Linked DNA regions of Mus musculus: all the other regions are linked to region 2. The links are chromatin loops, found by intact Hi-C in ENCODE. Cell type or tissue: heart. All regions are shown on one strand. Each heading gives the region's core, and the rest is flanking DNA. Links, peaks and the distances in the headings are about the cores only.

The links. Peaks named below come from ENCODE experiments on the same cell type or tissue, not always from the same donor. Only the 100,000 strongest peaks of a DNase experiment are listed, where the experiment ranks them.
Region 1: it touches region 2 in a loop (2.1-fold over the local background); 2 of 42 quality-filtered maps call a loop at or near these places.
Region 3: it touches region 2 in a loop (2.0-fold over the local background); 2 of 42 quality-filtered maps call a loop at or near these places.

The regions. Positions count from the first base shown.
Region 1 is chr15:94,210,338-94,221,492 of GRCm38, forward strand. No RefSeq gene overlaps it. Among named protein-coding and RNA genes, the nearest start is that of D630010B17Rik, 31 kb to the right of the region's middle. In heart, for the core only: a CTCF peak has its summit at 3,285 (motif pointing left); no DNase peak of the experiment used is centred there; H3K27ac peaks cover 1,225 bases.
Region 2 is chr15:93,820,028-93,831,182 of GRCm38, forward strand. No RefSeq gene overlaps it. Among named protein-coding and RNA genes, the nearest start is that of 9430014N10Rik, 100 kb to the right of the region's middle. In heart, for the core only: no CTCF peak of the experiment used is centred there; DNase peaks (open chromatin) are centred at 5,104 and 5,594; H3K4me3 peaks cover 775 bases; H3K27ac peaks cover 1,655 bases.
Region 3 is chr15:94,198,051-94,209,205 of GRCm38, forward strand. No RefSeq gene overlaps it. Among named protein-coding and RNA genes, the nearest start is that of D630010B17Rik, 44 kb to the right of the region's middle. In heart, for the core only: no CTCF peak of the experiment used is centred there; no DNase peak of the experiment used is centred there; H3K27ac peaks cover 460 bases.

The DNA of each region.
Region 1 (11,155 bases), core at 1,442-5,441, 390 kb after region 2:
CCACAGCATTTTGACTAGGTTTCCAATACAACACATTAATTTTATCCCATGGAACAGACTTCAGATCCAATCAGGAAGCAGTTGGCTACCAGGTAACAGGCAAGCCACTACTGTACCAGTGAGGACTACCTGGAAGGTAGTGTCATTTGCAGGGACCACAGCTGAGTAAGACTGTTGGTGACATTTCTTCCCCCAGAAGCCTCCTTACCACATTCCAGCACAGGCTAGGCAGTAGGGCAGAAGCTATTAGCTTTGTTCTGGATTTATTTCTCTACGCCCTACATATTTTTCCGTGTCAAAGTATGTGGTATTTTCCGCAATTCACCTGATTCATTTTCACATGGGTATACTCTCCAGGTTGTTTAGTACACATTGGAAATCAATATCGAATGTCAGTTAATAGTTCTTTAGTCAAGACTCAATCCCAGTGACAAAGTGGCCTATCAGTCAAAACTAAATACTGATATATACAGAGGCTATGAAGGTTAAAAGGATGCATTGCTTCTCTTAAAAACTCAGTGCCAGTGAGGAAAACACAGAGATCTAGGGCCAGAAGACTGCTATATTGGTAACTTTTACTGTTCATTTTGGCTTACAGTTCTAGGGATACAGTCCAGTCCTTCACACCAAACAACATATGGCAGAAGGTGATCATGTTGTACCTGCAGCCAGTGAGGAGGGTGGGAGAAATGCCTATATGCAGCCTACATTCTCCTTCTATTTATTAATTCTGTCCAAAAGCCCAGGCTATGACATAGTAATATTCATATTTAAAATGAGTCTCCAATCCTAAATTATTCTCATCTAGATAATCCCTCACAAACATTCCTATAGATTTATATCCATGGAGCCTTTGGTGGATTGGTTCTTTTGTTTAAAACATATTTAGTCTATTTCCCCAGTGCAGGACATAAAGTTTCTCTTTTAGAATTACAGCCTTAGAAGCAACTTTAAGTTTTCTCCAATCTTTTTTCTTCCAACAAATTACAGACTTTTCAAATTGTTCTGTCCCATGTGTTGCTTGTTTCCAGTATAAGCCTGGTTTCGAGTAGTGATCAGTAACCATGCTACAGCTTGAGTGGTAGCCTACTTTGAATTTTCTTCAAGAAGAAATACTAGTCCATTACTTCCAGGTTCAGCTTCACTCAGGTTCTCATAACATGAGAAAATGCAGCCAGATTCTTAGCCAGAATATAACTTGAGCGGTCTTTGTACCAGCTCCAAAAAGAGTCCTCATCTCCCCTTTGAAATTTCATGAGATACGCTTCCAATGTCTATATTTCTCTCAGCCTTCTTGTCTTCTGAACTCCTATTAGAATACCCCAGCAGTGTCTCCTCACAGCATTTGAAGGCTTTTCCAGAGCAAAATTCAAAGATCTTCTATATACCTCCTGAAGACCCATTTCATGGGTCTACAACCACTAAATAAAGGTCTCACATCAATAACCCCACTTCTGGTATTAAATCTTCTATATTAGTTACTTACTCAAAGCTGTGACAAAGATAGATAGATAGATAGATAGATAGATAGATAGATAGATAGATAGATAAACCCGATTAAAAAACAGACACAAACAAAACCCAAAACCTTATTTTTCTTACAGTTTCAGAGGGAGGCAGTCCATACAGGCAATGCAAGCATGGCAGGAAAAACAGGAAGTGGCTGGTTTGGTCACATTGAATTCACAGTTACAAAGCCAACAGTGATGAATGTTTGCATTCAGCTTGCTTTTTCTTTTTTATTCAACCTGGAACCCCAGCCTATATAATAATACCATTCACACTAGGTTTTCCATTTTAGCTGAGGCAATCTACATCACTTACCATAGAAATGCTGAGATATGTTTCCACGATAACTCTAGAGCCCATCAAGTTGACAATCAAAATAAACTGTCAGTGTAAAGGGAGGCTGACAATTGAACAATATGAGAACACTTTTGTGTTACATATATTCAAAACAATAATGAATAATTTTGCATAGAGTAGTTGAATATATATATATATATTTTCATTTTACGTGCATGTGTGCCAGATCCCCCTGGAACTGAGTTTACAGATGGCTGTGAGCCACTATGTGTGTGTTGAGATCCAAACCCAGGCCCTCTGTAAGAGTACTGGGTACTATCAACTCTGAGCCATCTCTCCAGCCCTAGAGAATACTTTTCCTCTTAAGAACATAAGTCTTAAAGAACAAAATTTAGCAATAATTTTTAATCAGGAGATAGAAAATGCCACATAACACATTTTAGTCACTGAAACAGTTCATGGTAAGCCAATAGAAGTCGAATTTAATGCAGAACAAAGTAATTTTTACTCCTGACTCCTTATTACCATAACTTAAAAACTTGAATTCTTTAAGAATAAAAATAATAGACGTATTAACATATATGTCACTGTTGATTTAGTCTGTTATGAGTCTTACCCTCAACAGAGTGCTAATAGCATTTAGAATTTTAGATAAATAAGTACTTATTTTGAATGACTGACATTTTGGTCTTTGATAAGGGTGCTGTTCCCAGACACGGCTCCCTCTGAGGTCCACTACGGAGCTCTTTCTGGATCTTTCCCTGGGGTTTGACTATTAGCAGCAGCTGCTGGAGAAAATAATCCATACGAATCCATTCAACTGCAAAGCTTAGGATCCTCTGGAGGATTACGGGATCCAGTGGTCCTGGGAGCAAAGGGCCAACAGAATAAATACTTGGTAGGTTCTGATGGCTCTGTTTTATGGGTTCTAGCATCAGTTCCCGCACAACTCAACCCAAAGGGATATAATCAGGGGCAGCCAGGCTGTGTTTTAGAATGATAAAAATCCTCCTCCTTGGAGCTGGGGAGATATCATTCCATTGTTTTCTACTTTAAATTGGATGATTTTGATTCCATTGTAGATCAGGGGAGAGCACTCTTTTCAAGTAAAAACCCTAGCTTCTGTGAAATTTGGAATGTAAGAAAGCCTTTCTCATCGTTCTTAAACTGCATTATTTCTAATGGTTACTTATTTCAGATTGAATTAAGTCAAGCTTAGTAGAAAAGGATTTTTATGTCTCTTCTTATTTGCATTTGTTTGTCAAAATCTCTTTAAAGCGATTTATAGGGTAATCTTCCAAAAATTCTCTTATGTTTGACTTATTTGTAAAAGCGATACATTTGTGTCGATGTTTTATGTTTTACATTTTTTTTTCCAGCCCATTTAAAAACCTCACTTCTCTCTAGTCAATCCTTAAACAGTTGGGGAAAAAAAAATCATGTTCTCGATTTCACATGAAATACAAGAGTGCCCTCTCTTGTCCACCACAGAGTAATACAGCTGAAAAGGAAAGGTCCTCTTTAGTGACAAGGAACTGATAGAGGCATCTCTAATAATAAATACACCTTAGATTTTAATAAGAAAAGGGAGATTTATTGCAAGAAAACCACAATGCAAGGAGGGCTGAGTCTCAAGAGGTAGATACACTGAGTCTGAATAGACCTAGGAGTTAGAATGCGTTTCATTTTCAAAGTCACTGAAATATTTGCACTGTTAGGGAGATAGCAATCCCTCTGATATGTATCTATAAATAATAACATGTTGACTTTTCACTTTTAAAATCACTGAAATAAAAGCAACGGAAATATGATGTTGGTAGCTATTGTTGTTGTCAATACAGGATTGCACAAACTGTGCCACACCTGCTGAAGGGAGTTTTTGTTGCCCCATCTCCCTTGGGAAGCCATTGAAACAAACAAAATGTATCTAGGTCTTTGTGTTAGCTAGGAAAGACCAACCTGGTGTAGAGATTTCCTGGTCAGGTCAGACAGAATGTACTAGTGGAGACCAGAGTCCCTGCCACGTTCCAAGAGAGGCACAAGGGATACTATGCTGTGGTTTTGATTGGCTTTCCCAGAAGTTTAAAGTGAAAAAGCAACCACACTGTGTTCATGTTTCCTGGAATCTCAGATGAGGCAGTTATACCAATAAATCCTTCACCTTCTATGAAAGATGTTTCCTTAAAGCATGAAGGGAAGTTGTATTTATTAGAGGGATTTGGGGGAAAGACAGCACAAGTTTTTAAATCTAAGATTACTCCTTGCTCAGCTCCCCCTGACACATACACCCCACACTCTAGCAGTGTTTTATGCTCCTGTCAAGCGCTGCTCACTGACAAATCTTAGTCCTACAACCACTCCCCATGGTTTGAGATCTATCCCAAGACAGAAGTAACCTCTGAGGATCAGAGTCGCCCACACAGGACATAGTGAGCTTCTCCATAGGTGGCTGTAGCTGTTTGCAGAGTCTAAGGTCACGTGTGCACAGAACATCTGGTGCTCATTTCCTTCTGAGATATGCTGCCGCTGCTGCCGCCGCTGCTGCCACCATCTGAATAACGGATCACTCTGAAGCTCTGTGTAGCTGCGTAAGAACTGGATCACTCACTACCACGGGGGTCTCCCTATGGCTATTGTGAATCCCACAGCTCTCCTGTGTGACAGAAGCTATTGTCATCTTCCCTTTACCCAGAGTAGTGAGCATCACCTAGATCACATATCCAGATTTACTGGCTGGAAGTTGAGTTTGAACACAGATCAAGGAATTGAGTGGTAGGCTTGTCCTGTCCTAACTGTTCTCACCTCCCAAACTCATATCTGCTCTTCAAAGCTCTGATCTTCAACAATGTTGCTTCATGAGTTGTTCCCCCTCTCTCATTCTCTCTCTCTCTCTGTGTGCGTGTGTATGTGTGTGTATGTGTGTGTATGTTCCAAACAGCATCATCCTTAGCTATCTTTTTTAGTGGTTGTTTTATTATTTATCTATTTGCATATTTTTTTCTCCAAAGGGTTTCTTTGTGTAGCCCTGGCTGTCCTGGATATCACTCTGTAGACCAGGCTGGCCTCAAACTCAGAAATCCGACTGCCTCCACCTCCCAAGTGCTGGGATTAAAGGCGTGCACCACCACTGCCTGGCTCACACATGCGTTTCTTATAGGAAAGGGCACTTACCTATAGAGTGATGAGGCGTAAAACAGCGTCTTAAGTAGGTTGACTTATCATCAAGGTATCTATCCATTCTGCCAGTACTTACTAAGACCTGATGATCCTAGGTGCCAGGTGTACAGCAGTAGATGAGTAAGGTCAACTACATGCATAGTTTTAAAACTAATGAATTGAATATGAGGAGAGCTCTAGACATAATTTTAATTAATGCCCCACTTTGTTGGTAATTATCAGCTTTTAGTAGAAAGGTAGCTTGCCAATCTATTTTTTTGTCCTTATTGATGGACTAATTGAGAACATAATTACAGCTCATTAAGAGTTTTCTGAAGATCTATAGAAGGATCATCAAGATACAAACAGAAGTATCTTTTAAAAAGGGAGAAAGCAAGTGATAGGGGCCAATAGGGGAAAATATAGAATCTTTCTGATTTTTTTTAATTTGGGTAATCTATTGGAATGAGTTACAAATTGAAAATATTTGGCAGATGCGGATTTATTAACAACTAAAGAAATGAATCCGAGTGCAGCTCCGTTTTATCCGCACAGTAGATCAATATATTTTGCAGGCTGCTATTTCCTGGATAGGTCTGGCTTAGTATCATTGCTTTATAGAGTAAGGTATTTTTCCTTTTTGTTTTGTTTTGTTTTTCCCCTCGAGAACTCTCATCAAGGTATTGTCTATCTGACAATGTAAATCAGATGGAATTAAAGTCACCTCCATTGATTCGCCTATGAGGGATGAGATCTGGAGATTGACAGTTGGAGTCAGCCAATGAGCAACTGCCTTGTCACTGTGCTTACTGAGACGTGGGCTTTGCTTTTATGGGTTAGCCCATCTGTCTTAGTCAGGGTTTCTATTCCTGCACAGACATCATGGCCAAGAAGCAATTTGGGGAGGAAAGGGTTTATTCAGCTTACACTTTCCACACTGCTGTTCATCACCAAAGGAAGTCAGGACTGGGACTCAAGCAGGTCAGGAAGCAGGAGCTGATGCAGAGGCCATGGAGGGATGTTTCTTACTGGCTTGCTTCCCCTGGCTTTCTCAGTTTGCTTTCTTATAGAGCCCAAGACTACCAGCCCAGGGATGGCACCACCCACAAGGGGCCCTTCCCCCTTGATCACTAATTGAGAAAATGCCCCACAGCTGGATCTCATGAAGACATTTCCTCACCTGAAGCTCCTTTCTCTGTGATAACTCCAGCCTGTGTCAAGTTGACACACAAAACCAGCCAGTACACCATCTCAATGGATAATTTCAAGCAAATCCAAATTGTTAAACAAAAAAGTGAAATAATAAAATAATCTGGCAAAACATAAGGGTGGGAAAGAATGCTGGTTCCTCTCCCTAGACTTATTTCACAGGAAGGACATATATCAGACAATAAAGAACTATAATTCAACCTCCTTGGCCAGAGTAGGCAGTCTTTTTTTTTTTTTTTTAATATTGCTCCTGAAAGAAAATGACCTTTCTGACATTCTTCATTTACTCCTTCCTAACCAAACCTGAGAACATGTAGCATGGCCACAGTTTTATGACGTGAATCATCAGGTGAAGTGGGAGAAGATTGCACAACACAAAGCTCCACACTCCCTTCTCTCAGGAGGCATGCGTTGGCATCTTTCACTACTTTGCCCTGGGTTTCAGCTTCCTGGTGGCCTACACCCTTGTTTCTCTACCTTCTCTAGCCTTTCCTACAGACTGGAGTGCCCATGTGGTACAACATGTATAACAACATGTGGGCCAAAATGAGCTCATGCTAATTAACCCACAATATGTAATTCCACAGGAATTTTATGATAATTGAGCAGTGATTCTTATAAACCTATTTAAAAATTGTATCTAGAAAGCAAATTATAGCACAATATCCCCCAAGGCTCTTAATAACGTTGACTATTTTTAGGAAATCCAACCCCCTCTGGGTACACCAACACTTTAACTCAGTGGTCTTGACAAGCAAAATGGCGAAAAGCGGCAGAGATTCTTAAAACCTATTTTTAGTCTAAATTAGGGTTTATCACAAGCGATGCGTCCTAATCAAGCACACTACAATATTCAACAGAATTGGAGTGAGGTGGGCAGATAACACAATGGGACACAGATAATTGTACAAATATACATTTCTCTGTGGTTTCACCCTGTTTGTCCTTCCTCAGCTAACCTGGTAAGTGCTTCACCTTCCTGTGGGTAGCTCAGCATGCTTCGATCTGGGCGTAAATGGGCTGCAGAAGGGGGGTGCTATTCAGGTGCCTATCAGGACTGAGAAAGGCATCCCATCCATGCAGAGACTGTCCCACCTGGGGATCCATCCCACACACAATCACCAAACCCAGACACTATTGTAGATGCCAACAAGTGCTTGCTGACAGGAGCCTGATACAGCTGTCTCCTGAGAGGCTTTGCCAGTGCCTGACAAATACAGAAGTTGATGCTCACAGCCATCCATTGGACTGAGCACAGGGTTCCCAATTAAGGAGCTAGAGGAAGAACCGAAAGAGCTGAACGGGTTTGTATCCTCATAGGAGGAACAACAGTAAGAACCAACAAGTAACCCCAGAGCTCCCAGGGACTAAACCACCAACCAAAGAGTACACATGGAGGAACCCATGGCTCTAGCCACATATATAGCAGAGGATGGCCTTGTTGGACATCAGTGAGAGGAGAGACCCTTGGTCCTATGAAAGCTCTATGCCCCAGTGTAGGGGAATGCCAGGACCAGGAAGCAGGAGTGGGTGGGTTAGTGAACAGGGTTAGTGAACAGGAGGGATGGGATAGGGGGTTTTTTAGAGGGGAACCGAGGAAAGGGGATAACATTTGGAATGTAAATGAAGAAAATGTCTAATAAAAAAGGAAAAAAACATAAACAAACAAACAAAAGAAAGGATAGTGAAATGCAACCAACAAGATATGTTTCTACACAGATAATAAAGGATGCTCTGCAGATACACACCCTGCACTTGAGGGATGCATGTGTTGTAATTGATGACAACTTCCCTCCTATGGATCCTTAAAAGTGAATTGGTTATTAAGTCAGAGTTAGAGAGGCCAAGGGACCTGGGAGACGGCTTTGCTAGCTCACTCCCGCTCAGCTGACTGGAGAACAGAGCATGTATTTATTTTCTTTGTTCATCCTGTTACTTTCCCTGCAATCCAACCATCCCTTTCTTTCCTAATTAGTTTTCTGCTCAACAATTTACTTAGTTTGTCTCTTCGAACTAAATAGATCAAGCAACTCTGGATGGTTGTCAAGAGGCAAAGCTCAATGATTGTGGAGGGAATAACATAACATAACTCTAACCAAACCAAATCTATTGAGCTTTGGGGAAAACTTAAATATGCCCCTTTTTCTTTCAAATTGGCTGGCTGGTTTCATTCTTTACCTTCTAGCATGACAGTAAACTGCATTTTTTTTTAAATCAACCATGTGGCAGTGTTTAGATAAGGCAAAGGCAATCCTATTTTCTTCTCTTAAATAAAGGCAAGCAAAACAGTATGCTTTGTCAGGATGGATATTTCTCTACCAATATAGTCCCCAGCATGGTTCTACATAGATGTTATTAAACTCCACACTAAACAGCCTGTGTGCGTGGGTACTGAGCCCAGAAGTGCCTGACAACTAATGAATAAACATATACTGTATTTCCACCATTTTTTAAAAAAATTTTTTGCAAGGGTATCCTGCTTGAATACTTCTGGCAATGAGAACCATTTACTTTGTTTAAAAAACACACATGCTTGTATGGAAACACACATAAACCAAGCAGAGCGTTTATTGAGTTTATAAATAGGTGAGCCTCTGCTGAGTTTGCCTGAAGCATGTCGAAAGGCTCAGCCCCGTTCACTTCAGAAAAATAAAAAAAGAAAAGAGATGCCATTTTCTCCTCCAGCCCCACCTGCACTTAGCATGTGTGTCTGTTCCTGACCCCAGGCTCTTCTCCCACGTTCTTATCTCTCTTTCAAAACACATGGACTTGTGAACGGAAAAGTTCAAAGGGCTTCCAAGAGCACAGACAGTTTATCCCTTATTTGGAAAGGAGAACATGACAGTAGGGGGTGTACCCAATATAGAATCTGGAGCAGAAAGTTGACATGCCCAGTGTGTGTGTGTTTCATATTTGTAAGCTTATATTATTGTACTGCATTATAAAACATTTCCAACCCTATTCTAAGGACTTACTTTCTGGTAATAACATGGTAAAGTGAAGAATAGCTTGTGACTTTTGCATTTCACTACTAGTGAGTTTATTTCATACATCTCTAAATTTATGTCTTGGATTTCAGGGTATTGATAGCCAATGACAGAGCACAGAAAGCTGCATGGACTAAATGAAAAATGAATATATATATATATATATATGTATGTATATATATATATATATATATATATATATACATACATATATATATATATAGAGAGAGAGAGAGAGAGAGAGAGTGTATATATATGTATATGTATATGTATATGTATATATATATACATATATATATATATATATATATAGAGAGAGAGAGAGAGAGAGAGTAGAACACACCACACACCACACACCATACACCACACATACACACACACACATACACACACACACACACACACACACACACACACACACACACACACAGAGGAAAATTTTCAAGGCTGTAGGCTACTTTGAACCACACACGACAATAGCTCTGTCTTACCAATGTTAGAAGAACTACTATGAATGGCTGAATATTACATCATCCACCAGGAACAGTGAAGCATTTGCAGTGTGGATAGCCGTAACGAAGTGGTCACTAAGGTCATGCTGAGAAGGAAGTCCAGCACAGCCGGGTTTAGGGAATGCTCTTGGACTCTCCAGCTCTTCCTTGCATGGGCCCCCTTGGCTCTGGCTCAGTGATTAACAACCCATCAGCTTGAGGCTTCGAGCCCTTACATGAACCCTTTCAGACAAAACCATCACCCTCAGGAGTTTTGTGCAATGTAGAGACAGGGAGATGCAGGCACTCTGCTGGAAAGTGGGGTCATTAAAAATAATGAGAGATCTTTCACTTCCCTCTTTTTATTAACTTTCAGCAAAGGATGACCTGACACTTACAGTTTTGACATACTAGCCACTTTTACTAGCATCCATGCCCAGGTGCCTAAGGATGTCTCCACAACATGATATGTGGTGGTTTTGGAGTCATGCTCAAAAACACCATCTTTCCCTTTTCTGTGTTTGCTTTGTAGGTTGTAGAATTGGCTTTTTAATAATTGGCTCTAAGCTAAATGAAAATGTCTCAACCTCCTCATCTCTAAAACCTGCAAAGGCAGATGGCAAACATTCATCCCAAAGTTATATTCATTTCAAATGCCTCCCTGGAACTGGCCCCACCATTCCTAACTCACATCTAAGAACCTCTAGAAATGGTTTCAACACTTAATTGTTGGCAGGGTTTTGCGTTCAGAACTCTGATAGGAGAGAAGGTTGAATGAAACAGATGGCTTGGTAAAAGGCCAGACTTTCAGTCTTGAAGAGATTGCTAGCATGAATTATGAAGCTAACTCTCTGACTTAGTACTTTGTTTCCGTACAGTTGACTGCCTGAGCGCCAAATCACAGGGCGGAACTCTTTAAGTGTTTCTCCCTTGTACTTAACAACTTACACCAAGCTTTGATCAAAGCAAAGGAAATGTAACTGCTAAGACCTCGGGAAATTGTCAGCATGACATAGTCTCTGTGACCCGTGAGTCCAAGCACCCCAGGCTTCCAGTGGGCACAGGAAGGACAGGAAGCGGCGTAAGAGCATCTCTGGATCCTCTCAGATCCTTCATTTGCATTGTTCGTTGAGTCTCCATGTGAGCTGCAGAGAGCCGGCCTTTTTGTCTAGGAATGAATGATGCGTTCAAAGTTAAAATTTATGAACTCGTTTAGCATCCTTTACACGACAACCAGACTCGGTGACGGATGCTGAGGCTACAATTGATGAAGGGAGAGATTCGGTTGCCTTCATTGTCTCCTGTCTTGTTGATTGATAAGCCTGTGAACATCACAGGAGAGGGCGCATGAGATGCTAAGTAGGTGGAGGGTACGGACAGGATAATTCTTTACTCAAGGATTCCTCACTCTTATCTCCTGGATGCTCGCTTCCCTGTCACATTACTCATGAGAAGCACAGTGAGAAGATGGTATTGCCAGTGTGTGCCCCTTGCTAGAAACCAGTG
Region 2 (11,155 bases), core at 3,790-7,789:
TATTTTGGATCTTTTAAAAATTGCCTGTACATTTCTGTTTCATGTTTTTTTTTAACACGATTAGTTTAATCCTCTTGGAACATGCTACAGATGCCACTAAGATTTTGATTGAAAGATTTTTTCCCTCTTCGTTTTACATTGTATTTCCTCCTTCTGTGCATGTCTAATAATTTTTGATTGGATGCTCAACACTGTAAATCACTTTCTAATGTATGGGTTTATATTCCTGGAAAATAATGGAGATTATAATTTAATTACATTTTTCCTTCCTCCTTTTCCCTCCAGACCTCCCATAGAACCTCCTCTACTCCTTCCTTCCTTTTACTTTTCTTCCTTTCTTGTCTTTCTTCTTCCTTTCTTTCTTCCCCTCCCTCCCTTCCTCCATCCCTCCCTCTTTCCCTCTGTCTTCCTGTCTTCTTGTCTGCCTGTCTTGCTAGAATAACAGTTTAGAACTACATCTTTTATTTTGTTAGCACTCTGCTTTTTGTTAAATAAATACCAGCCAATGACAGTAGACATATTGTTTATTTATTTATCTATTTAGCGTTTGGTGCAAATTAGGATGGAACCCCTGTCCTTGTGCACGCTAGGCAAGTATTCTACCTTTTGAGCTACCCTGCTAACATTGCTCCCACCTCTCCACCCCCAAAAAGATTCGACCATCCTCTTATCTCTGCCTCTCAAATACTAGGCTTACAGGCACCTATCACTGTGCTTGGTTTTAATACTCAGTACATCTATCAATTTGACGTTTGTTTTGCATGTCAGATTTTAATACACTGAAACAGAAAATATCAGTTTGAGTTATGTCTCTTCATTTGTCATGTGTACGCACAGTGGATCTAGTTTTGTTTTTAAATAATGGATTACTTTAATTTAGTTACGAAATTCCTATTTTTCAACTTATATTATATGCAAGTGTAGATAACTGGCTTGGCAAGATGTGCCCACTGGATAGATGGTGGCTTGAATGGGGTGGAACTAACTAAATTCTTCCTGGTTGGACTTAAGGAAGGTTCACTCCACAGGAAGAAACCCATGCCTGGTACTATAAACGCATTAGCTTGAGAGTTCACAGGACCTGTTACTATTATTTTGCCAAATGGACATAGTATCAAATTGCCTTCTAAATACTCATTCTTATATCCATAGACTAGAACAACTCTAAACTCTAGCCTCTCTAAGAAGAGAGACTTTTCTGTATAGAAGATGGTAGATAATCTAGAGAGTCACAATTTGTCAAAGTGTAGAGTCCTAAATGGGGCATCTGTATCACACCCCCTCTCCACACAAAATTCAGGAAACACGGTGGGACAAAGGTCACAAATCTAGAGGAGCTAAAGACCAGGCAGAATTCCTCTGAAATAGTTTCTTCTGTGAACGGCAGGGGTGTTGTCCTCAAGGACTCACAATAGCTGTGGTTGCCAGCACAGGGTCAAAGTCAACATTCTAGCTGGGAGAGGAAAGGGTTCCTGAGTCTCCATCCCAAAGGAGGAGTTAAACGCAGTGGAAGGAGAGTACGTTTCCTTCAGCGTTGACCCAGAGTAGGTTGCCCGGGCTTTGGTAGATGCCCCTGCACCTGTGTGGGTGTGGCAAGCACTAAGTAAACTCCGAGTGTATACAGGGGAATCAGGGGGAAGAAAGCGTGAAGCTGGAACGGGAATATTCATGGGTGAGGAGTCAGGGAGGAGTTAAAATGATGTAATGAGGGGCTATGGTCAGAACACATTATATTCATGTGTGGACTTACCAAAGAATGTAAGTAATATGTAGTGTAAGTTATAGATACATTGTAGGAATATTAATGAAAGCATCTGTAATAGTAGAGAGATTTTTAGTTTAAATTCACCTTAGGGGCTGCTGCCATGGCTCAGAGTGTAAAGACAGCCACTATGGAAGCCGGATAACCCCAGTTTGATCCCTGGATGCCAGAGACGGGGAGGAAAACCAAGTCCTGACAGTTTTCTCTGACCGCTGTGCTCTCTCTCTCTCTCTCTCTCTCTCTCTCACACCACAAGTAAAAAGGTTTAAAATCACCCCAAGCCCTCCCGTGTCACTACAAGTAAACTATATGGTATGCAGCGAGTCAATAAATGTGTTTAAATCTGGTAATTTCTTTCTGTTCGATTGAGAGATATTGGAAGCAAGGCAGTTCATTCTGTAAGCGAATTGGCGCTTGATGGATGACCCAGTGCATTCATTTGCCATCCGTCATTAGCTGACACGTGAGGTGAAAGTGATGCTGTATCAGGGAGCTGCTTCAGCCTCTGCCCCTTGGCTGCCCGTTCTTTATTTAATTCACAATTCCGGGCGAAGCTCTCACGTCACAAGGAGGCTGGGTGAGGAGTGAGGAAGAGTGGAAATGCAGGGAGAGGTGTGTAGAGAGCAGAATGTGAGAGGCCTGAGAGTAGGCAGAACGACTGGAGCCTAGATGGGAAAGTAAGAGGAGGATTGGTATGGAGATACTGGTCAGAGCTGGAATGTAGGGTTTTTTTGTTTTTTTGTTTTTTGTTTTGTTTTGTTTTGTTTTTATTTTTCCCAACAAAGTTTGCTGGAGAAAAAGGAAACCATTTTACTTAGAGGAGAGGAGAGGAGAGGAGAGGAGAGGAGAGGAGAGGAGAGGAGAGGGAGGGAGGGGAGGAAGGGGAGGAGAGGGGAGGAGAGGGGAGGAGAGGGGAGGAGAGGGGAGGAGAGGGGATGAAGGAGAAGAGAAACACCAGTAGAACCTTGACTCCGAAGGAATTCTTAAAGTCGGCTAGAAAGAAGTCATTTAAACAGCTAGAGAGGTACCTTAGCGACTTAAGAATTCTTGCTGAAGACCCAGGTTCAGTTCCTAGCACCCACATAATGGCTCATACCTATCTGATTCCAAAAGATCTGGTGGCCCTTCTGGGATCTGTGGGCACAGCAAACACACAGTGCACATAGATACGTATGAGCAAACATTCATACACAGTTTTTTTTTTTAAAGCAACTTAAGTTGCCCTATGAAGGTGGGTTTATGAGGAGTTCCGTGAGAACATTAGCCCCCAAGGCTAGAAACTCCATACAGTCCCGTTTGTTGAGCTACACAACACGGGCTACAAGCTACAGTGATGGTCAGTCTATGCTTTTGATAAAGCGCATCATTTAAAAGTCATGTTTGCTTGCCTTCTATTGCCATGACTGATAACATAGGATCGGTAGGCAGTCACTTAAGATGCAAACAAGCCTCTACAGCTTCCTGGATGTAGAATACTGGGTTTCATAAGCAGCGATCTGCTTGATTACAGCGTGAAAAGGTAACTCCAAAAACTGTATTCCGACTTTGGACATCAAGGATTCAAACTCGTCTTCACTCTGAACAGATTTTCTCTCAGTTGCATCTGCCCATCGTAGCTGAGTTCTTTATAGAATGACACAAAAGAGGCCTTATCCATCTGGGCCACTTGGAGGTTGCCATGTAATCCCGCATCTCATTTTGGTCTTCGTAAGAAGACATAGTTCTCTCCTGTCTAGGTTCAGATTGTCTCTCTAGACGAGAACCAAATTGCCAAGGTCTATCCTGAGAATAGAGATTCCAAAAAGTTAAAAACGTGCTTTTGACTATTGAAGCACTTATGAAATACTGATTTTTTTGCAGTGTGTATTATGTGTTTCTATTGCTAACAAATATGGCAGGCTAATAGCCTCAAAGAGAACAGGTAGCAATCCAACGAAGTGGCCCATTGAGTTCCAAGGACTAGGAAGAAAATTTGGTGTTAAGCTCCATTGTCCAGGAATATCAAAGCAATTATATTTTCATTTAAAACACCATTCTAGTTATATATCCAATCCTGAAACATCTGTTAAAATGTGTTCTGGGAATGACCCTACTGAAAGTCGTTTTCTGTGGCTGAGTGAGTTCTGTATGCTTCATCATCCCTTTTGAAGATACAATCATTTCATGTAAAAATTTCAGGTCAGCCTTCTAATAAAACTCCCTTACCACTGCCTCAGCTAAACAAACTACCTTTCCATATGGCAAATTTTGTGTATAGCAACCTTTTGTGTAATCGTGAATTCATTAACTCCATAGGGAACTATTTTTTGAAAAACCCTGTCTAACATGTCGAACCTTGGAGCTCTCTGGATTTTTAGTTCTACACGTCTGTGCATGGTGTAGCCATTTTTATGGGTGAAAAAAAAAAGGTTCTTGTGGGAAGTACGTATGATGTCTAGTTTTGACTCTCTGTCCACTGAGGATTTATAATGAGCTGAGCAGAGCAAGACCCACAGAGCTGAGAAGCTTAGCAGGTACGTTGGGAGGTCCTGATGAGAAGTCAGGAAGGAGCAGGATGCTAGACCTAGGAGACAGAGAATGTTGTCCTCAGTCAAGCTTGTCCTGAGCCTTTGGAATCTCTACACTAAGACCTTGGCAACTGGTTCCCTATCTAGAGAGACAATCTGGATTTGGAGTAGAATGGACTATATCTTATTATGAAGGTTTAAACGAGATTCAGGATTGCATGGCAATCTTCAAGTGCCCCGGATGGATAAGGCTATCCATCATGACATGTATTCAGATTACAGTAGAGTCTTAAGAGATCACTCACTGGAAGGTAACACCCACAAGGCAGAACTGTTTTGTCAGAACGAAGAATTTAACCACAGAGACAACCTATGCACCACAAAAATAATCAGATAATAATTGCAGACAGGATGTAATTAGCCTCCCGAGAGGCTCGGGCTATAAATACTCTGGGACGGAGAGAAAGAAACCAGCCTGAATGGAGCTGGGAGAAAGCTTGCTATTCTGAGCATTCCTCACAAAGGGCAGCTTTAACTCGTCTCCATTACCACGTGGCAAGACAACAGCAGTCTCAAAGGGCCTTATGCTTAACAGACTTATTTATTGCTGTGTTTCAGACCCGTGTTCCTGGCTAGTCTGGAAGGAGAAGAGACTATTTCCTGACATCTGCAGAACAGTGCTGCTAGCCGAGTATCTTTACAGTGGAGCCGCTACAGTTCTCTGTTTCCAGAGGGCTTTATGTAACGTGTAGGCACATGACATAATGGGTCCGCGGCTCAGGAGCGCATCTGAAACGCCTTTGGGATGCAGTTGGAGAAACTGGCAGAGTTATGGCAAGAGATCAGTGAGGTAGGGTGGACTCTAAGTAAGCCGATTCCTTGCAAGCATCAGAGAGAAGAGAGTTAACAGGGACCGCGGCTTTAACTAGGAGAGGAAAGTGGGATACAATCTGGAAGCAGGTCTGCAGGACAACTGAAGTGGCAGAGATTAACATATGGAAACCAGACAGCAAGCTAGGATCAGAAGAGGGAAAGAGCCTCGTGGGGGGTAAATATAGCTGCAGATAAGGAGGGTGGGAATATTGGATGGGGATTTACTTCCGGCTTTGGAAAAATCCAGGGGGAAGCTGGTAGAAGTATGTAGTCCTCTCATCTTCAGGAGGGTTATGTAATATGGAAGTGCTAAACTTGGCCCGTGTAAAATACTGGCATCCCTTTCCGTGTTATTTTTAAACTCGCTGTTTTTCATTCATTAAGCACAATTGAGCTATCAAGTCCTGCGTAACCCAGGCGGAGCGTAACCCCTACCACCGGAAGGGCAGTGTATCAGCCACGTTGTCATGACAGATCTGCTCTCGGAGATGCTGTCTCGCAAAGTGCGATGTGTCTCCCACACTTTCCAGAGAGAAGCAATACTCCTTAGGAGCCACACAATAACGCATATGGAAATGCATGTGTTTTCTGGAGGCTGAGAGGAGGGGGTGGGGGAGGGGGTGGGAGTGGGGGATGGGTGAGCTGAGCTACTTGCCTGACAGATCTGTGAGTTCTGAAAGTTGACAAGTTTGGGGGAAAACTATTCCAGGTAGGTGAGGGGAGAAGGAACATGCATTCAATTAGCAGTCGTATTGGGTATATACCCCGTTCTTTTAACTCGGCACTTTTAATATCGGATAGAGAGCTGGAGGCACGAGGAGCAGAAGAATATCCTTAGCAGACAAGCATTGCTGTCACCGATCTTGCTTACCCCCTGTGCATCTTTGCCTATGTCAATATTTTATATTATTAGCGGTATTTCCACTAATTGATGCCATTCTCAGTCCTTACTCTTGCTAACCCTCCAAATGAAGGCGCTCTTAAAATGTTGTCAAGTTCAATCAGCGTCCTTCCTTAAGTGGTCTCAGGGTAAATGGATAAAGATCTGTTGGTGATTGACATGCTGTGGTATTAAAACTTACAGAGGCTGCCCCAAGATGTTATGCTAGAGAATGCCTCTGAAGTGAGGGGGGATTGTCCGGTGGTCTTGGTGCTGCTGTGGGTATGAGATGCAGGAGGAACACGTTCTAACTCCTGCTGCTAAAGCCCAGCGAGCTCTGCTGACCACGGCAGCGACGGATACAAAGGACATTTGTATTAACTGCAGGGTGACCCCCTGAAGTCGTAAGTCCAAACATACAGACATAGCATTTCATCAGTACAATCTAGTTCCACTTCAAGTGGAGGAAGAACGTCCTTTGTAAAGTTGGAGGCTGACCTGTTCCCCAATGCTTTCAAGCTGAAGGCTTGGCCCTCATTTTAGTTATTTCGAGGTAGTAGACATGTCAAGAAATGGGGCCTATGGGCAGATTTTTTTTCAGTACAGTGGATGTGACCTTGAAGAATTCTGTGGACCCTTTTCTTTTTCTTTGTCTTTTTCACACATGTGAGTTAATGGTTGCTCAACCATGGACTGCCCCTCCATGATGTGTGAACAGCTACAGGCGTCAGAGGAATCGGCCAACAAACCATGTCCAGGAAGCCTCTGGAAGCCTGTACCAAAGCCAACTCCCTTTCTTCTAAAGGAGTTATCTTAGATGTGAAAATGTGACTACATTCACCATCTTTTATTGAATAGGTATTATACAGGATATGCAATATGCCTTCTCTATGTACAGCTGCAGACCAACCATAGAAACAAATTAAGGAGTCACTCCTAAGAAAGAGACAAACAGTGGGGGCGGGGGGGGGGCGGTGCATGAATAGAAATAAGAACTATTGGAGCCATGCACTTTTAAAAAAATTATTTTATTTTTAATTTATTTTTTACACTCCATATTCCATTCCATTCCATTCCATTCCATTCCATTCCATTCCATTCCATTCCCCGCCCACTCATCCATCCCCTGACTGCTCCACATCCCACACCTTCTCCACACCCCACCCCTTCTCCACGTGGATGCTCCCCACCCCACCTGACCTCTAAACTCCCTGGGGCCTCCAGTCTCTTGAGGGTTAGGTGCATCATCTCTGAATGAACACAGACCTGGAAGTCCTCTGCTGTATGTGTGTTCGGGGCCTCATATCAGCTGGTGTGTGCTGTCTGCTTGGTGGTCCAGTGTTTGAGAGATCTCAGGGGTCCAGATTAATTGAGACTGCTGGTCCTCCTACAGGATCACCCTTCTCCTCAGCTTCTTTCAGCCTTCCCTAATTCAACAACAGGGGTCAGCTGCTTCTGTCCATTGGTTGTGTGCAAATATCTGCATCTGACTCTTTCAGCTGCTTGTTCGGTCTTTCAGAGGGCGTCATGATAGATCCCTTTTTGTGAGTGCTCCATAGCCTCAGTAATAGTGTTGGGCCCTGGGACCTCCCTTGAGCTGGATCCCACTTTGGGCCTGTCACTGGACCTTCTTTTCCTCAGGCTCCTCTCCATTTCCATCCCTGTAGTTCTTTCAGACAGGAACAATTATGGGTCAGAGATGTGTCTGTGGGATGGCAACCGCATCTCTCACTTGATGTCCCGTCTCCTTGCTGGAGGTGGGCTTTGTAAGTTTTCTCCCCCTACTGTTAGACATTTCATCTAAGGTCCCTTCCTTTGAGTCCTGGGAATATCTCTAGTGCATTCTGGGGGGTCCCCCCAAACTCCTATTTTCTGAGGTTGCCTATTTACATTCTTTCTGCTGGCCCTCAAGGCTTCATGAAAATGGAAAGCTTCTGTAAGGCAAAGGACATAGTCGATAAGACAAATCAGCAACCTACAGTTTGGGAAAAAAAACTTCACTCACCCCACATCCAATAGAGGGCTAATATCCAAAATATATAAAGAACTCAAAAAGTTAGTCACCAAAACACCAAACAACCCAATCAAAAAAATGGGGTATAGAACTAAACTGAGAATTCACAACTGTGGAATCTCAAATGGCTGAGAAGCACCTAAAGAAATGTTCAAAGTCCTTAGTGATCATAGAAATGCAAATCAAAAGGACCCTGAGATTCCACCTTACACCAATCAGAATGGCTAATATCAAAACCTCAGGTGACACATATTGGAGAGGATGTGGAGAAAGAGGAACACTCCTTCATTGCTGGTAGGATTGCAAACTGGTACAACCACTCTGGAAATCAATCTGGAGGTTCCTCAGAAAATTGGAAATAGGTCTACCTGAAGACCCAGCTATACCACTCTTGGGAATATACCCAAAAGATGCCATACCACAGGGGCATGTGTTCCACTGTGTTCATAGTGGCCTTATTTGTGATAGCCACAAGCTGGAAACAACCTAGATGCCCCAAGACAGAAGAATGGGTACAGGAAATGTGGTTCATTTACACAATGGAATACTACTTAGCTATTAAGAACAAGGACATCCTGACATTTGCAGGCAAATGGATGGAACTAGAAAATATCACCCTGTGTGAGGTAACTCAGACCCAAAAGGGCATGCATGGTATGTACTCGCTAGTAAGTGGATATTAGGAAAAAAAGAAAAAACAGAATACCCAAGAAAACAGTCCACAGAATTCAAAAATGTCAACAAGCTGCAGTGCCCAAATGAGGATGCCTCAGTCCCACTTGGGAGAGAGAAGAAAGCAATCACAAGTGGGGAAGGAGGGAGAGACCCAGGAGGCTAAGGGGGAGGGAGAGGGGAACCTGATCTGGTACTGGGAGAGGGAAAAGGAGCCATGCACTTTGATAAGTATTACACATTGAGTACCTGGTGTCTGTCTGGAGTTATGCTAGGGGATCCTGCTCTTCCTATTCTGAAGTCAGCTTCTCAGGGAAGGCTTGTCCCCTTTGTTTTCAGTCCTTGCTCTGCACCACAGCGCACTGTACGTGTAACACTGAGGATGACCCACTGACCTCTTAACTGAAGCAGGAACTCTAGCACGTAAAAAGAAAACCCAGTGGTAGCAATGAAGCAAGACCCTTGCAGAACCCCGAAAAGAAGCCCTGAGCCCAGGAGAGGAGACTCCAAGGCTTCCTGGATGAATGAATCGCTGGGGTTTGAGTTTCTGGAGTCAGTTATGTCTCACTCTCTAGTATACGGATTGTGGGAGCAAGTATAGATCCCCCTTCCTTTTTTTGGCCTAAGCAAGTTTGGCTTGGTTTTCTACCATAATCAAAAGGATCTTGTATAATCCTGAGAGACAGAAGGGTATGGCCAAAGGGCAGAGGTCATAGAAGGGATCCCACTTAAACCAGAAAGATTCTATTTTCTGCTTAAGTCATACATATACTCGGCTATTTCTGTTATGTGTTTTAATTTATTTCTATGATCTTTTGTGTTTTAGTTTTATCATATTTTTCCCATTTGCTCAATATTTAGTGGAATGATTTTTTTTATCATTTTCTTGTTTTCCCTTTCCCAGATGTGATGTTTTGTATTTGCTAGGCCCAGGGAGTGGCATGATTAGAAGGTGTGGCCCTGTTAGAGTAGGTGTGTCACTGTGGGTGGGAGCTATAAGACCCTCATCCTAGCTGCCTAGAAGCCAGTATCCTGCTAGCAGGTTTCAGGATGAAGATGTAGAACTCTCAGTTCCTCCTCCACCATGCCTGCCTGGATGGTGCCATGTTCCTGCCTTGATGATAGTGGACTAACCTCTGAACCTGTAAGCCAGCCCCAGTGAACTGTTGTCCTTGTAAGAGTTGCCTTGGTCATGGTGTCTGTTCATAGCAGTAAGATCCTAGCTAAGGCATTCTGTTAATTTTGTGATTACTATTATAGATTTTAAGAGTAAGGGTTAAGTAGAAACTAATCCATATCTCCATCCTTCCTCTGACCAGGGCAGACACTATTATTTCATTCATTACAGCCTCCTGTATCCCACCCTGAGTTCTGCTTTTACCCCATGCCTCATTACTCATTGTGACTAACACTGTTCTTCGGTCTCTGGGTGTTTCCTACAGTTCAAAAGACTTTTGCTCTTGACAATTTCTGGGAATGGATCATTTACCCTTGGGTTTATTTAAAAAAAAAAAAAAGTAAAACATATGCCTTTTCAGACGGTCTGTCAGCTGTCTGATGTTGTAAGATCTCCCAAGCATTGGGAAAGTCTTTATGTTGACCTACTATTTGAAGGGCAGCTATGTTTGTGCAGGCATCAGTGATGTTGGTGGTACTGGACATTGTCTTTCGACCTTGTCCAGACTCACTTCTAGCTTTTCTGTCTACTCTCTAGACAAGAACAACATCTTCCTACATTCAATCATGTTGACCAATGGGAGGAAAACTGATGTAACTGAGGGAACAGGCTGCAGTGAGGAGATTGGGTGGAGTATAGACTCTCTTCATCCTCTCTGATGGACAGTCTGGTTGTCAGTTGGCTGCTGAGTAGCCAATGGTGGTCTTTCTCACCATTGTTCTGCAGAGTCTAGTAATTTTGTTTGTTTGTTTGTTTGTTTGTTTGTTTCTTCAGGGTTAGAAGTTACATTGTGATGGTGCCTGACCCTTGTGTGGATTTACCTTAGTTATGCCCTCGTTATTTGGGATAGTTAGAATCCCTCTTTGCTCTTAGCATTATAAAGGCCTTTTGCTGTTATCATCTGGCTTTGATTATTTTTGGTAAGAAGCAGACCAAACATTTAACAACTGTTTCTTTTTTGGATAGCCAGTCTTTTCTCTCTGGTTGCTATTAAGATTGTGTGTGTGTGTGTGTGTGTGTGTGTGTGTGTGTGTGTGTGTGTGTGTATCTCATTGGTCTTTGGAATGTAATTGTCATGTATGGAAGTAGAAAGCTGGATTCATGTGTGTCCCGTGATGTGGTTATTAAATCAGAGAATTTATATCTTTTATTTGATGACCATCTCTTCTTGGTCTCAATCTTAAATTTAAAAATTCATGTCTTTTGTCAACCTGAAAATCTTCTAAATCTGTAGGCCTTTAGATATCACCTCCCTTTCATGCTGAAAATT
Region 3 (11,155 bases), core at 4,894-8,893, 380 kb after region 2:
GGTTAGTTTCTCAAAAAATTGCACAACCAGAGCCATCGAGATAACAGCCTATTGTTTCAAATGCTTACCTGCAATGTTATATTGTGACTTTTTAACTTATCCTTTCTACGAAGCATTACGAGTTTTGTAGCCTATCATAAAACATAAAAAAATTCCAGTCTCGCTTTATAATGTTTATTCCTAAATCGTTGGTCTTTGCATGGTTTACGTTTTCACGTCATCTTTTGAGGAGCCAGAAGAGGAGGGAAGCCCTTTCTCCTCATTGTGAGGCCAAACAGCACAAACCAAAAACAGAGGAGGAAGAAAGGCGCAGCTTAACAGGCACCGGGAACTAAGACCAAAAAGCCCTTCTTAAAAATTGTTAATTGTTTATTTATTCAGAGGGATGGCTCCTTAGCCCACGTGTTCGTGTTTCACAGTTCAGGATCACAGGTCAGTGACATTCATCTATGGGGCTCCATCCAAAGAAATTCTTTACATTCTGAATTTGCTTTGTACTCTAAAGGACTCCAGTATTTTAAGTTTTTTTTTTTTCAAGGAATCATAATATCTGTAGAAATCTGTGTGTGCCTTCTCACTTGGTCCATGCCTAACTTAGAGGAAGCCGCAACTCCCAACATGGCAGTGAATGTTCGGACATATGATATGAAACCCCAGACCCTTGGCTGGAGACCACACATCGGAGCTGTCACCAACCCAGCAATAGCCACAGTAGGAAACATCCTCCACACTGTATCCTTGCCAGTTGCATTAAACCCAACATTATTAAGAAAGGTTTATCAGAGAAAACCAAGCATGAGTGTATAAAGATACACCTTTATTAGTTGGGATTCATCCCAAAGGTACCAGGCATTGTCTCATTTGATAATAAATGAGCATGATACCATATTTATGAAGAAAACTGCATAAGATATTCTCAACAGATATAGAAAAATCTGGCAAATTCAAATCCTTTTCATGATAAAAATCCTAATTAACTAGTATTAGAAATTATTATAAATATTCTGGTTATGAAGTTCTTTAAAAACCAGTTACAGGGCTGGAGTGATGCTCATCATCTGAGAGAGCTTAGTGCTCTTGCAGAGGACTTGAGTTCTGTTCCCACCCTAGACGTAGCCTTTTTGTTACTATGGCACTTACTATAAAATAGTAATAATATTTTAATAATATATATTTAATAATATAATATAGTAATGTAGTGAAGGAAGCAAAGTCCTATGGGCAGTACCAAAGAGAGACATTGGAAATAGATCCACAAGTATAAGACAAATTGAGTTTAAACAAATGTTCCAAGGTAATTCGATGGCAAGGATGGTTGGCTCAACCAAATACAAAATCGCACGGACACAGTAGAAGGAGTTCATCCCGAACAAACAGGAGGGGCTGGAGGAGGGGAGAAGAGAAATTGTGGTCCTCACATCACAACATACCTTGAAATTAGCTAAACGTGAGTCAACATTTTACCTGTAAGTGCTATGACTGTTAAAATTCTGAAAGAATGCAGGAGAAAATCTTGTGACCTTAGGCTGGGAAAATGTTTCTAACTATATTTTTTTTAAAAATCCATGGAGTACACAAAAGGAAAAGAGATGGATTGAACTCCACTACATCTAAAGCCTTTCACCATTTTCCAAGGCTTGAAAGAGACTACAAACAGCTCAACTTCTCCGTGTTCTTATTTTTCTGACAAATAACTAGGAGGTCGATTCCTGCATCATGTGGCAAGTGCACATTCAGTGTTGTAGGAAATGGCCAACCTGTCTCTCCAAACTGCCTGTATTCCCATCAGTAACATATGAGAGCTTCAGGTTCCCCACCCATACCAGCCAGTGTGTAGCATCGTGTCAAAGTAAGACACGATCAGTCACTGACAGAAAATATCTTCAAAATACGTATCTGATAAAAGACAAGACGTAGAATGCCTAGAGCATCTTGAACATTGTTAACATGAAAGTAAATCGTTGGGTAAAATTCTAAACATTTTTTTCTCAAGACACATGAATCATAAATGAGCATGTGAAAGATTATTAATATCCTTAACTATTAAGAGAATGAAAATTTTTCTCAAAGTGAGATAGATATATGACTTGCCACCAGAATCGCTAAAATATGAGTGGAGATGCTAACTGTGAAGACACAAAGTAGACTGACCACTCTAGAAAACAAGATCAACGGGCTACTCCAACAGTGAAGCCCGTGGCCCAGCAGTCCAACCTCCAGCCATTTCTCAAAGAGATGTGAGAAGCTTTGCACACACAAAGGACACAGCAGTGTGCATGGTGATCTTGCCTGGGACAACCTAAATGAAAAATGGATTCATTAAAGTATTCTGTGTAATACAAAACTCAGCAAGAGTGGAACCGGATTACCAACATGAGCAAGAACATCATCAAGTCTTCAAAGCATGGTGTAGGCACTTCGGCTTTTCACTTGACGTACACGCTAGAGGCAGAAACAACCAAGAGAGTGATTACCTGAGGGGAGGTCTGGGAGGAAGGGGTGGATCACAAATTTTGTAGAGAATGCTATGCAATGCCAGGAATGCCTTAGATTATGATCAAGAGAATGGCTGCATAATTTGCATTTGTCAACGCTTACTAAAATGTTTATTTTAAAGTGTTTGATTTTTATTGCAACTATAGTCGTTTATTCTCAATTTGGCAAAAGAAGAGTATTTTCAGATTAAAGCAACCCAATGAACTAAGTCCACATTTCTCCAGTTGTGGCTTGAACCACTTTACATAGAATCATAGCAATGGAGGCAGAATCACCAAGAAATAAAACGAACTAACTCATGTATAAATTTTGAAGAAACGGACCAGAGAGTCATCTCATGGTTGCAATGTGTGAACAGCACATTGCAAGCTAATTGAGATACAATGACCAGTTAAGCAGAGCATCTTCTCTGCCTGTGAAATACTTGCAAACGAACTTCGGGCTTTATCACCGCAGTGGATGCTGAAATTATTTTGAAAATTCTGTGTGATAATAGTGGGCAGTATTTGGAACATTAGCTACTAAAAAAGAAATGGCCTCCTCCTGTCTCATTTGGTAGGGTAGACTCAGCAGGAATTGAAGATGAGAGTCAGAGAGAATGGCCACCTTTGGATATGCCTAGGCTTCCCACAGCCAGCCATGGCAGCAAACCCATAAAACTGTTGGTTGGTCTTAGTGCCCAGGACTCTTTCTTGCAGAAGAGTGTGAGGACTTCCTGCAGCTGTGCTCCCTCAGATCAGCCCCCCCCCCCCACCGCCACTCCTCCACCTCCTGCTTCCTCTCCCCCCACCCTGTGGAATTTCATCCAGAGAACATTTAATGACAAGTCTAACATTTTCTTTCTCTGAGGAAAGTTCAAATGTTTTACTCCTTATATAATTTTTCATAGATTCATTGCTTCCTCTCTAATTATAATATTTCTTAGAAAATTAAACCCACTAAGGAATGCAAGGTCTTTACCTCCCTTCTGTCCAGGGACTTGAGAGTCCCAACAGACAGCAGACTTCTTCCCAAAGTTCTCCTTATTTTGGGAAAAAAAGTGGTAGAGTGGGATGGGATAAAGAAAGAAAATTTTCAAGTAATTGGACTTTTTAAAACCCACAGTTAGACATAAAAAATTTTAAATTAATTTATTGTTGTTGTGTTTACATGGTATGTGTGCAGGCACACAAGCCACTGAACCTGTGTGTGGCCAGAGAACAACTTTATAGCATCTTACATATGTTCTAAGGACCAAACTCGGGTGCACAGGTTTGCATGGCAAGTACATTTACCTGCTGTGCCATCTCACTGTGTATGTACATATGTGTGTATATGTGTTTATGTATGTATAGATGTATGTATACATGTATACACACACGTATATATACATATATGTGTATACACGCATGTGCACACACGTTTTATATATATAAATTTTCCTCACAAAGCTATTCTTGAGAATAGTTATTTCTTTTTCCAAGTGCAATTACAACAACCCACCAATGACTACAGTGTCTTCTCCCTTTCAGAAACCAAATACGCACACATCCCTGTCTCCTGGAAGAATAGCTTAATATCATTGGTTACTCTTGCATGCGCCCGACTCACCAGCAAGAACGACGCTGCAACAGGATCCTTCTGCACACATTTATTGGGAGAGCTTGATTGCAGAGGCGAAGAGACCCCAAGCCCAGAACTGGTGCTGCTTATATAGGCCTAGGAGAGGCGTGTCTCACACCCAGATTGATTATGCATGGGTTTTGCTTACCACCTCATTTGCATGTCTCACATCTGATTGGTTAACATGTCTCTCATCTGATTGGTTAACTTCTCTCTCATCTGATTGGGTAACTTGTCTCTCATTTGATTGGTTAACTTGTCTCTCATCTGATTGGTTAATTCTCAAAACCTCATCTTGGCAAAAAAAACTTTACTGCCTATGTATGCGTGGTGGCCAGTGGTAGCCAGCGCCACCCTGCAACGGCACATGTGGCTTCCCACAGGTTACTACACAGCCTCTCTCACCCCTTTTACTGCAATACATTTCCTTGCTCCTATTAGCTAGAAGTCGGGTGTTCTACTTCCATCTTAATTGGCCAAGCTCTCTGGAAACTGTTGTCAAGGACTCTTGCTCTGTGCTACAACAGGAACACACCGATCTGAGAGCCCCCATCCCAACATTCACATTATCAGGTGCTGTTTCATCTGAAAGACTTGACAGATAGCGCATGTGTGTATGTGTGTGTGTGCATGTGTGTAATGCACTTGTGTGTGTGTGTGTAATGCACTTGTTTGTGTGTGTGTGTGTAATGCACTTGTCGTGTGTGTGTGTGTATGTGTTTGTGCATGCATGTAATGCACTTGTAGTGTGTGTGTGTGTGTGTGTGTGTGTGTGTGTGTGTGTGCATGTTTGTGATGCATGTGTGCAGTGCGTGTCCACGGCTAGGAAGGACCCCTGCACACTAACTGCAAACCCACTTGTGTGCTCCGAAGAGCATCTTAAGCCCTCAACACTTTTAGCTCAGATGCCAGGCTGTGACCTCATAAACCTGGAAGTCACACATTGCTTTCCTTCATGGTAGCCTCATGCATTCCAGAGCGGCCACTCTCCAGACTCAGAATCACCAGAGCTTCCCGTCAAAGAGGCACTCTGCTTAGTGTTCTCTGGGGAGGTTCCTGCTTGCCTCTACACCTCCAGACCATTGGCTACTGTTCTCATTAAGAAAGTGAAACAGGTGCTCACAGGAATTTCTGGTAGAATAATGCCCTTCATAGAAACCCCCATCACTAAGTATATCAAAATATCTTATTTAGAAATGTCAGGGTATTATGTTTATACATACACAGGCATGCACCTGCCTATACATTTACATACAATGTGTATTACATACTTGTGTTTTGGTGTGAGCAAATTAACACACTAAAAGATACCTATCTATTATTTGAGTACCTATCTTGTACCATAGACCAAATACAAATACCAATAAGGTTCTGTCTCTCTCATCAAGAAATCTGAGAATCAAAGAAATATACAGGCAAATAAAACACTGTATAGTAAACACTATATCTAAGTTATGCATAGAATGTAGATGTTAAGGATAAGGCATGAGGCTGAGATTTACAAGGTCCACTTCAACAGAAGCATGCAACTGTGTGCACTTCTTACCATAAACACACACACAGTTACCTTCTTCTGTGCTGAATTCCTGGCATCACAGACTGATTCAGGGCCTTTTGTTTTTTTGTTTTTTTTTTTTTTTAAGTTTTATTTCTAATAGCAAATTCCATTCCGTTTAATTTAATGGTTGTGTCTTTGTTTCCAGTTGTAAAGAAGAGCAAATAGAATTCTCAATGAGAACATTTTCATAGAGTTTGGATGTGTGGACAATTATAATATTGGCAGTGCTCACAGGAAGCCGGGGAATTATTTGTAAAGGTTTTGATGCCGATGAATTCCATCTAATTAAAACTTAGGCCATAATCAACTTAATACATTTTATAAGATCACGTATCAAAGGACAGGCTGGCTGTGAAAATGAAGTGTCACTGGGCTTTGTGAAATAAGCATTGAGGAACAGGCAGGGTCCTTTTTCTTCTCCTTTCCTTCCTAGGCCATGCTTATTTCATATAGTAGCGACTGCAGAAAGATACAGTCCTGGCTCTGTCCAGGCGCTGATATCAGGCATTCCTCACCATTGTGTCTGCTATGACATAGCTTGACACATTAAATTTTGATAAAAAAAAATTAAATCTTCGGTTTGTTTTGACACATATTTTTGTAACAGAGAAATAATTGCTGCTTTGAACTTTTTTATTCCATTTTGGATTTTCATCACTCACGGCTACGTGAGATCAAAGCAAGAACCAGCAGAAAAGACACTAAGGAATCTCACCTTAGTGAGTAAGGGAATTTAATTTGTTGTGTGTAACTAAATATTACTTGTCTTAACTACTAGGTTTTCTTAGGGTTCTATGTTTCATTAGATACTGAGATACTTCATCCCCTGTCAACCCGTATTCCATCCCTCATGAGTCTCCAGCCAACCCACAAACAGACCTGCAAGTCAAAACATCGGACCTTGAGTGTCATAGGTAAGTGGACTCCAGTGATTCTGTGACAGCATCTTCCATGCTACAGTCAGAAAGGGTCTGGGCAGAGACCACTGGGCTTGGATCTCTGTAATCCTTAACAAAGTTGAGTTCAAGAACCATTTCAGAGTATAGAGATGCCTGGCTATCTTACCACTGAGAATGGGGATGTGATCGGTACCTAGTTCACAAGTAGAGGCTTTTTTGGAGAAAGAGAAATATATTCATGTCATCAGTATTAATCCAACAACTAAGTGAAACGGCATGTGTAGACAGTTGGGGGCACATATGTGTATGCTAACATAGAGCAAGCCATAGATAAGAGAGCCTCTGGGAAAACATGATGGTTTTTGGCCAACATGACGTTCAATCCTTTTAAGTTTTCTCTTGTCTTCTAGGCAGCAGTAAACAAAAACCATTTGTTCCTTGTTTTGTTAACCTCGGGTTTGCCGGTGTGGGCTCATATGCCAGGTAATGCCAGCTCAGCTTTGCCTCCGTTAAACGGGGACAATTAAAACAAAACAAAACAAAACAAAACAAAAACAAAACAAAAACAAAAACAAAAAACAAAAAAAAACCTCCAAAGTACAACTCAAACGGACCTGTCTTCTAATAAGTATGAAAAAAATTATGGCTCGTGAAAAAAAAAAAAAAAAGAAAAAAAAAAGGGGGGGGCTGCAACACTTCAGAGCTTCAGAGACCTTCTTGCATCACGTGAGTTTCATAACTATTAAAAATTATAGATGCGCCAGGTTCACAGCTGAGAGCAGTTTGGTTCAAACCAGAATCAGCAGCAGCTGCAAAAACAAGGAAGCACCTAGTCCATCTGTCTCCAGGAGAGGATTAGAAGCGCTCTAACAACAAGTCTGCTTCATGCAAACTACCCTAGGTTTACCATGTCACAATCAAGCCGCATGTCTTCACATGAACTGTGTTTTGGGTTTTTGGGTTTTTTTTTTTTTTTCTGGTAGCCTCCAGTGCCATCAGCAGAGAGCCAAAGCTGCGGGGATTTCCAGGGGTCAAAGAGGGGCGCGTGGGGCATTCTCTCCTGATAGAACAGTTCCTATTCGCTGTAGCCTCTGCCCTCCCTGCGCTCACTGCCTCCTCAGTCCTAGGCAAAGGGACTCTGAGAAGAAACAACTGTTTAGATGTTGCTTCCAAAAACACGGGGTTTCTCTCCAAGAGAGCTGCGTGCTCTTCACAGGCCCCTACTGCCAAGCCATAACCCCTAGATAAGTACTTTTTTTAAAAAAAGATGTGTTTGATTGTTTTTAATTATGTGTGTGTGGTGGAGGGAGACTGTTCATGGGAGCGTTGGTGCCTGCAGAGGCCAGAGGCTTTGAATCTCCCTGGAGCTGGAATTACAGGCATTTGGGAGTCACCTGACCTGGGGGCTGCAAGTAGAACTTGAGTCCTCTGCAAGAGTTACCTCAGAGCTAACTCCGTTTCAAATGCTTTTGAACCCATAACCACATGGAAGAATCCACGTTCATCCAGATTCCGCATGCGCACAGGTAGAAGCATGTATACACAGCCATTTATTTATGCAGTAGGAGGCTGAGGTAACCGCTTCAGAGAAATACCCCAATTACTCGCTCTGCACTCAAAACGTTTCAACTCGTTCATTCTGGTTAGCCTTCAAGTGACAGTACAGCGCTCTATCATGACGCTCATACAGATCATGACCCCCAGCCAAGGATCAGGACTTCCCCTCCCCCACTGCGCTCAGAATCACCTGGGCGTGTTCACGCGACAACCTTCTAAGGGAGAGAAGGGGGCACTCAGTAGCGGCTGCCTCTAAAGGGAGAATGACATTTTCTGCCGGTTATTGGCCATATGACCTTCAACAAGTTACCTGCCCATTCCAAGGCTCAGTTTCTCCATCTATTAAGTGATGGCAATGATGACATCTCTACAGAGGGACGATGCTTTGGAGTGAAACGACAGCCAGCCAGACATTTGCCTAAGTGTGATCCACGGTAGAAAGTAAGCCCTGGTGCTCGAGTCTGAGTCATTTCAGTCCTTGGCTGGTGTGGTTTACGATCTCTGTTGGGGATTTCTTCACATGTCCTAAGCTGCCTTAGATTCTGTCCCTTGCCAGAGCCAACGTGGATAAGAACTCAGTCGCCTCATTAAGGCTTCCCTGGCTACTCAACTGGAGTCAAGGAAACAGGGAGCTAATGAGGTCACTGGGTTCTGGACTTTATGTCTACCCCCAGTAAAGGTAATAACGAGGTGACTTAGGTTTTAACCTGCTCTTGGCCTTGAATACTGTCTATGTTGATTTTATAAGCAGGTGAGAACCTGTCTGAAAAAGACCATTAAAATATCAAATCATAACCCTGCTTGAGGTTCTTTTGTTAAGGACAGTAAATGTAAGATGTATCAGGAGACTGGGCAGGATTGGTCTGGGAAACGCTATAATAGTCTCTCACAGCACCCTATATACATTTTCCTGAAGAACTACTAAAAGCTACAATTCACGCTGTTTAAGTCAGGCTTAAGTCTTATCTGGTGAATTATTAAGAGTTTAATGCAATGATAATCTAAATCACCAGGTCTTAAATTTAATCACTTAACCAGTATTTAGCTTGGTATACTTGGTACTAGCTGGTTAAGTGATTAAGTAAGAAAATGTGAACTGTATGTAGTACCTTCCCCAAGCCATAGTTGGCTTGGCACAAACAATTTTAAAAGATTGTGTCCATAGAAAACTCAAAGTATAATGAAGCAACAGCTCAAGGAATGATGGTTCCTGAAAAAGTTAGTTCAGGAGCACCACAGAGACCCCGCCTGAGGAGACATGGGCTCAGCCTGTTGGGACCACCTGTGGGACATAGGGCACAACGCAGAGACCACCTGGGGGGGCATGGGGACAGCATTAAAGGTCACCTAGGGAGACAACCCTGAACAGCTGGAGGCCAATGGAGAAGCAAAACATTTCTGTATACAAGGTGGGCAAGCAGACTTATGGCTGGATACTTTAAATGGGGTTTGTTGTTAAGGCATGGGGCTGTCCTCTGCTGCCAAAACTCAGCCCTAACATTCTGATAAAGCACATGTCTGGGTATAGAATGTGACTTTGTCAGTGAAGTTGAAAGATGCCCACAGGCCAAGGTCTTTGCTATTTCTAGGTCCTGGCAGGAGTGGTCTCTCCTCACTCAGCAAATGTCCAAGGTATCAAACCCCAGAAAAGTGAGAGAATTGACTACTATAGGCATAACTATGAATACCACAGTTCACCACTAACATCTGAATCAGGTGACAAAAGAATCAGACAATGTAAAAAAAATGGCTGTCAACTTTGTATAGACATTGATATACCCTCGGGTCACCAAGGGTCTCAAGTTCCAACTTAATTTGTGTAAGGTTGAAGGCTGGGTATCAAAGTTTTAGGCTCTTCTCTGGGTGATGCTGAACTGTATCCCAGGTTTCTATCTGCTAGCATGGTGTGGGTGGAAGCTAGATGGGTATGAGCAGGCAGTTTTTGAAACCTGAACACCCTAACGCTGGCCCATTTGTATTAATAATAGCTGCTCATTTGCAGGAAGGTGGAAGGAAAGGTAGAGTCAGTGGATATAAGACAGTGAGGTAATGATGGACCTAAGATTAATTCTCCCCATTACATGTCACCCCCACTTGACACACTTCAAATTGATGGATTTCCTTCCTAGAACTCTAAAATTCATACAATATCTCTTATGCTTTACCAAAAAGAAATTGAATCTCAGAAACGGCAAATAGCATGACTACAATCCACAGCTAATATGCTGGTAAATCCATTTCTTCCAAACTATAATCTACATACTTCTAAAAGAATTAAAAAAATAAAAAACCCACAGCATTTTCTCCAAATAAACAACCTTTTCTCTGATAAACCAAACATAACATTTTCCTTTTGCATGCAAATTTAACTTTTGTTGACTAAATACCAGTTTGAATCATTTTTGCAGAGAAATCTGTGGTGCCTAACATAGTTGACATTTCTACTCTTTTCCAGTCCAGCACTGGAGTCTCTTTTGGGATTTTGCCCAGTCCCTGCTCTGTGCACTTCCAGCCAGGGTATGAACAATAGGAGTGGGTGGAGGACTCGAGGTGTGTCTCTAAGTTTGCTTTTTGTTGCTCTAATACAAACACTACCATCATTGACTTGGGGAGGAAATGGGCTTATTGCAATTTACAGTTGTAGTCCAATATGAAGAGAAGTCAGGGCAGAAACCTTGGAGGCAGGGCCTGAAGGAATCAGGAGAGATCATGGAGGAACTCTTCTGACTGCCTTGCTCCCTGCGACTTACTCATTCACTTCCATATTCTACAGGACCAGAGGTGGCACCTCCATCAGGCCTGGGCCTTCCCACATCAATCATTAATTAAGGAAGAGGACTACAAACTTTTTCATGAGCCAATTTGATGGAGGCATTTTCTCAGTTGAGGTTCCCTGTTCCCAGATGACTCTCATAACAAGTTGACAAAACTAACCATAATAGGGTTTTCTAGCTTTTGAGATGCACATATTTTCTTATTAATGGTTAGTGTGACGGGAGAGTGCCTGAACTACGCTGTCCCAATCAGAAAGGGCCTGTGGACA